2 separate regions of the Mus musculus genome follow, and region 1 is linked to region 2. A link is a loop called in an ENCODE intact Hi-C map of the cell type or tissue named here. Cell type or tissue: left cerebral cortex. All regions are shown on one strand. Each heading gives the region's core, and the rest is flanking DNA. Links, peaks and the distances in the headings are about the cores only.

Evidence for each region. Hi-C counts contacts between places; a loop is a spot of excess contacts. Peaks named below come from ENCODE experiments on the same cell type or tissue, not always from the same donor. Only the 100,000 strongest peaks of a DNase experiment are listed, where the experiment ranks them.
Region 1: it touches region 2 in a loop (2.9-fold over the local background); 11 of 42 quality-filtered maps call a loop at or near these places.

What each region holds. Positions count from the first base shown.
Region 1 is chr2:8,753,252-8,756,059 of GRCm38, forward strand. No RefSeq gene overlaps it. Among named protein-coding and RNA genes, the nearest start is that of Gm30957, 190 kb to the right of the region's middle. In left cerebral cortex, for the core only: a CTCF peak has its summit at 1,085 (motif pointing right); a DNase peak (open chromatin) is centred at 1,091.
Region 2 is chr2:9,887,885-9,890,692 of GRCm38, forward strand. 9230102O04Rik (RIKEN cDNA 9230102O04 gene) reads right to left here and starts at 1,656. Exons shown (of 4, transcript NR_040511.1): 1 at 1,328-1,656. It also overlaps a transcript of Gata3 not described here. In left cerebral cortex, for the core only: a CTCF peak has its summit at 1,521 (motif pointing left); a DNase peak (open chromatin) is centred at 1,492.

The sequences.
Region 1 (2,808 bases), core at 80-2,579, 1.1 Mb before region 2:
ATGTCTACAGAGTTTTAAGATGAAGGAGCAAGAGTTAGTTATACAGAATGGGAGGCCAAGGTTGGAGAACTCTGAATATGTCCTATCTCTTCAGGTTAAGATTCTTTTAAAGTCTAGTAGAAAGGCAGAGGGATAGGCAGCTGGCAGCTGCACAATGTAGCCCTTTGAATGATCTGTGTGTTACAGGAGAAAATAAACACCATTGTAATAGAAGCTGCTTTAAAAAGGAAGACAATTTGAATTGCTAGTGAATTCAAAACTTAAATGAGACTAACATCAGCTCTTACACAGAAGGTAGTAGAAATATTCTTCTTTATGTAGAATACTAAAATGTAAGACCAGGGCTGGTAAGGTAGTTCTGTGGGTAAAGATAGCACTGCAATTACTATGCAAGTCTGGGAACCTGAGTTTCATTCATCAAATCAGTATAAATTAAGGAGGAGAAGACTAAATTCACAAAGATATTCTGTGAACTTCCCATATAAGCCACGATATGAACCAATCCACAAATGTGAGCCCCCTTCCATGAATACACTCGCAAATAATAAATAAATAAATAAATAAATAAATAAATATATTATCACAAGATTGTCACAAGATAAGTGTCTCTTATGTCTGGCTCTTTACTAGTTTGTATAACTAATCACACAGGTGGGAACTGTTGTCTCCTATAAATTGTCAGTGTGTTCAAAGCACTGGCAAAAATGAGCACTTGTATATCTGAAATTTAGTGCTGAACATTTTAGTAAGTGGAAACCCCATGATAATATGTATGTATCCGTGGTCCACTTAAGATCTTTCCACGTAGTTCTTAAATATTGATAGATATTATCTGTATAGAATGATTCATTCTTTTAAACCTAGGGAAAACTTCCCTGTAAAGGTAGAGACAAGGAGAAATCAAACAAATTAGCGATATAAGAGAGGTGGTTTGGCCATTACAGGCTAGACTCACAACCAAAATATACAAGGTACTTTCTAGTCCTTTAAAAATGCATTAACACCTTGCCAGTCTCCATATGGGTCTCTGGCAAAGCAAATGGGATTTACATGAACATGCAATAATTCATGTTGCCACTGGGTGGCAATGGCAGCTTTTCTCTCCAAACTATGCATGGTGCCCATAATGCAATTTGGTGCCCATAATGCAATTTAGTGCCAAAGCTCTTGGTCCCCAAGTTTCTCAGGATAATCAGGTGCAAACTACACTTGTGTTATGTTCATGACACAACATATGTCCTCTTTACATTTCTTGCTTTTGGACTTATTCCAAAGCTAAGACAGTTACTAATGTTCCCTTATACCCAGCCAATCATGAACTGTATGGTACCAAGTGCATGAGGAAGAAAAGGCAAAATAAAATGTAGTAGAAAATAAAGCAGGTACCAGCAGAATTGCCTTAATGCCTTCTGCTAGTGAAAGCTTGCAGAGAACCTAAGTATCCTTTAGACTGTTGTCTGTCACACAGCAGTAGTGCTATCCTTCATTCTCTTTAGCACCTCGTTGCCTAAAACATCTTCCCCTGGCCCATAGATAACTTGCAATAATATGGACACACACTTCAGAAGTGCAGTTCAGACAGTGAGCTAAGAATGCTTCCATTTCCCAGGATCCATTTGTTGTAAATGGACAAAGAGAAGAGAAAATATTTTGGAAAATTGTTAAAATATGTATGGTAATGAAGGCTTTGCAACAAATTTTGAGGGGAGATAAATGTGTAGACACTTGAATTCTAACAAATTCAAAGTTTAAAAATGATAACAAGGTTTGAGACCTTACCACAGGCTAGAATAATAACTTTTTTTCATGGAAATACAGGTTTAAGTGTATCCATCCGAATAGAAGTCATCTAAGTGTAAATAGCTTTTCTAGTTCATATGAAGGGGTGATCTTAGATTATTATTTTCATTACTACAGTAAGGTGGTTATATCAATAAAGTGAGATAATATTCTACAAATGTGAACAACAAAACAATGAAGACATATCTTTTATTTCTCTTGGGAAATGTACTCCTACTTTAACTTCCAGAAACCTTGGTCAGTTTCATGGGCTTTTCTTAGTAAATAGAACTCAAGTACAAAATTCTCATAACTAATGGGTATATATGACTAAAAACGTAACTATTGCATCTTTTTATTATCCTAGGCCTCTCTGACAGAGGAAACATACATAGATACCATTTTAGATCTATAGATAAACTAGACAGGATAAAGCCAACTTTTAAATCTTTTCCATGTTTCCTTCCTACAGTGCCTTAATTAATCATATACATTTGGGAAAAGATATTCTTCATAACCAAAGAGAATACATTCACTTCTTCCCCATGGGACTTTGTCTAAGAGCTTCAAGGCCTGGACTGAGTTGAAATTTTGCACAGTTGAAAGCAAGACTTAGGTACCTTGTGTACTGTTGTCCACTCTATTCTTGTTATGTATGAGACCTGTTAAATGCATTAGGTCAAAAAAAAAAAACATTACAGTTACAAATAGAAATTTGAAAACTAATTAGAGATATAAGAGAGCAAAAAACTATTTCAAAATCTTCAAATACTTATTATGATTTGAAAACACAAATAAATCCAGTTGTTATGATCTTGTGTCCAGACACATGTGTTCATACACAGACAACAGAGACACACTCATGGAGGAACTGGAGTGCCAGATTGACGAACGGAAGTAGAGCTGAATGTATTTTTAACTTGGAAGAAAATGGGAGGTGGCGTTGTGTGCATGTTTACTAAAATTGCATGTGAATTGGGGCTTTCCTGATATCTTTGTATTTGCAAATTAATGTACAACACTGACTAA
Region 2 (2,808 bases), core at 169-2,668:
GAAGGAGGGGGAGGGAGGGAATGAATACCATCCCCTTTTGCAAACACACAAACCGCACATCAGAGGTGTGTGAAACTGAGTTGGACCGGGTGGGCAAGAAACATTGCCTGAAATGTGACCTGCTCCTGGTGCCTACAAAGCCAGCCCACTGTCTCCAGACCGGGTTGGAATTAACACTATAAATGACACTGCCCTGTGGAATGGGCCATTATCATAGGCACAAACGTGTTTGAAGCATTTTCTTCTCACTTTTGAACAAATGGTTCAATAAGAGGTTCTATGGGCACGGTCAGGAGTGAACATCGTATGAAGAGCTAACAAACTAGTAAGCCTTCAAAAGTGTTTTCTTTCTCTCAAGGTTTGGGTTTATACGGGCACCCCCATTCCCAAAAGTAGTCTCTTTGCCTTTACTTCACACCACTGCTGCAGCGGCCACCACCACCCTTTAGTCGGGATTAGTAAAATAGAATTTGAATGTTTTTGGCTGGACTTGATTGCTGCTGTCTAATCCAGGCATAGAAGAATATTCATCAGAGTTAAAAGGATCCTATGGGTCCCAATTGTCTTAAATTATTTCATGAGGAAATTTTATTTTTGAGGAGAAAAATAAAAAAATAAAAACAGGAACTAGAAGCAGTCAAGGGAAAATTCTATAAAGGAAATGAAGCTGTTTGCCCTACCCAGGACCCAGATAACTGCAGTGTCCTGCTTGGAGTAAACACACACACACACACACACACACACACACACACACCTTCCCATTCCCATCCAATAGCAAGGGCATCTGAATCATGTACCAAGAGAATCTACCACGAGTACATTTCAGCTAGAGTGAAATGAAACCCTTCAAACACCGAGGTAGAAAAGGGTCAGGGTCCATTTGTTTTGGCAGGTTGAATTTTCCCTTCACAATATTTTTGCAAAAAAAATATGGAGGCTGACTTTTAAAATAAATATATCCTTGGGGAGAAATAAAACAAAGTTTTGTCCGTGGCTGAACCATGAAGTCAATAAGTTGGGGCTGCTCCAACCGGTTGGGTAGAAAGAGGTGACTCAGTGTTCAGCTTTGGGGTGGTCAACTCCTGGGAGAAGGAGACCGGTCAGAGCCTACGGAACTGTTGAGGTGGGGCGGAAGACAGAGGAGAAAGGAGAAGCTGGGAGTCCCGAAAGTGTTAGTCGGCACCCGTGGAGTGGCGAGAGCTACCGGGTGATGGATGTCACGTTGCAGAGTGGGTGATACCAGGATAGGCACGCTTTTCTCCTAGATACTGTCAGCGACCTGTCTCTACCTCCACAAACCTGAAATTCTTTCCATTTAGACACCAACCCGTCTGCGCCTCGGCGGGGCGTCCTCTGGGGTGCGATGAACCCAAGAGTGGAGCAAGCTGAGAACACCATTTGCCAATCTGGCAAAAGGAAAGAAGGGGATCTTCTGGTCCATTGGGGAACCCGGAAGAACCATCTTCGCCAAAGCAATCCTGCCAGTCCCCAGCCCTGTCGCTCCAGCTCTCCGCCACCAAGTGGCAGAGTCACACTCTCCAGTAAGCTGTGAGGACTAGGCTGGAGCCATGCTCTTAACAACCTATGCCCAACCTGTTGCCCTAATGCACCCTATGAACTGTCCAGGAAAGCCGTGGGTCCTGGGAAGATGTGACTGGCTTCCGGGAAGCGTAAGAGACACAAGTACCCTTCCTCCTTACGCGCGACTGGATGGGGGCTGGAGCAGAGACCAGAGAGGCACGCATGTGCCCACGTGACTACAACAGTTGATCCTCCCAATCCCCTGCACCCAGCGGTATCTAGATCTCACTTCTGGGTCTCGCGGGCGGGTGGGGCTTTTTACGGTTTCCCCATGCTTCCCATTCACTTCCCATTCAATGCTTCTTGTCCCCCTTTAAGGTCCCTGCTGTCCCTCCTCCTCTTTCTCCTTACCTTCAACAAGTTCGCCTCCAATTTGAAAGCCTCTTTTTCCTTAGAATGTACGTCCTATAGGGGCACTTCCGAACCAAAGCAGACTTTCTTCCCTCTCCCACTCCTCTTACTAAAGCTCCCTCGCGAGCACCTTCTGTCCCCCAGGTCTCCTCGGGTCTGCTCTGCCGGCCTCGCCGCGCTCCTTCCCTTCTGCCGACACCGGCTCCGGATTGAACACTGCTCTAAAACGTAAAGAGCTGTGAAAATGCGGTCGCGTGCCCCACCCCCAACCCCGTCATTGCTCCCAAAAGTCTTAACTGGAGGAAGTTGGGCTTCCAAAGAAACTTGGAGGCTAAAAAAGAAAATCCTAAGAACTACAGTGGTCTGGCTGGGGCTAAAGGCATGATCTGATTCTCTTAACAGACAGAAGGGTGGACAGGGGAGTTGGGGGGCGGGGGGGGGGAGTATTGAAGTGGGAAGGGAATGAGGTAAAGAGAGAGGGTCCAGCGCAGTAGCACCCCTTTAATAGATTGCCCTGTCCTCAGCACTCCGGAGGCAGAGGCAGGTGGGTCTCTAGCTGGTCAGCCTGGTGTACAAAGCAGGACTGAGAACCCCTGTGTCGAAAAGGAAAACAAAAAGTGGAGATGAAGGGGGAAGTGAGGGAAAGGCTCTGAGGCATTTATTCCTGATTACTGGACATCGCCTGAGCACAGTACAAGGATAGTGCTCTAAGAAACCACGAGTCGCTGTCTGATTTTACAACGGAGTTGCTTTCCGGTTGAAATTTCAATTTCTGTCTCTGTCTCTCTCTTTGTCTCTGTCTCTGTCTGTCTGTCTCTCTGTCTCTGTCTGTCTGTCTGTCTGTCTGTCTCTCTCTCTCTCTCTCTCTCTCTCTCT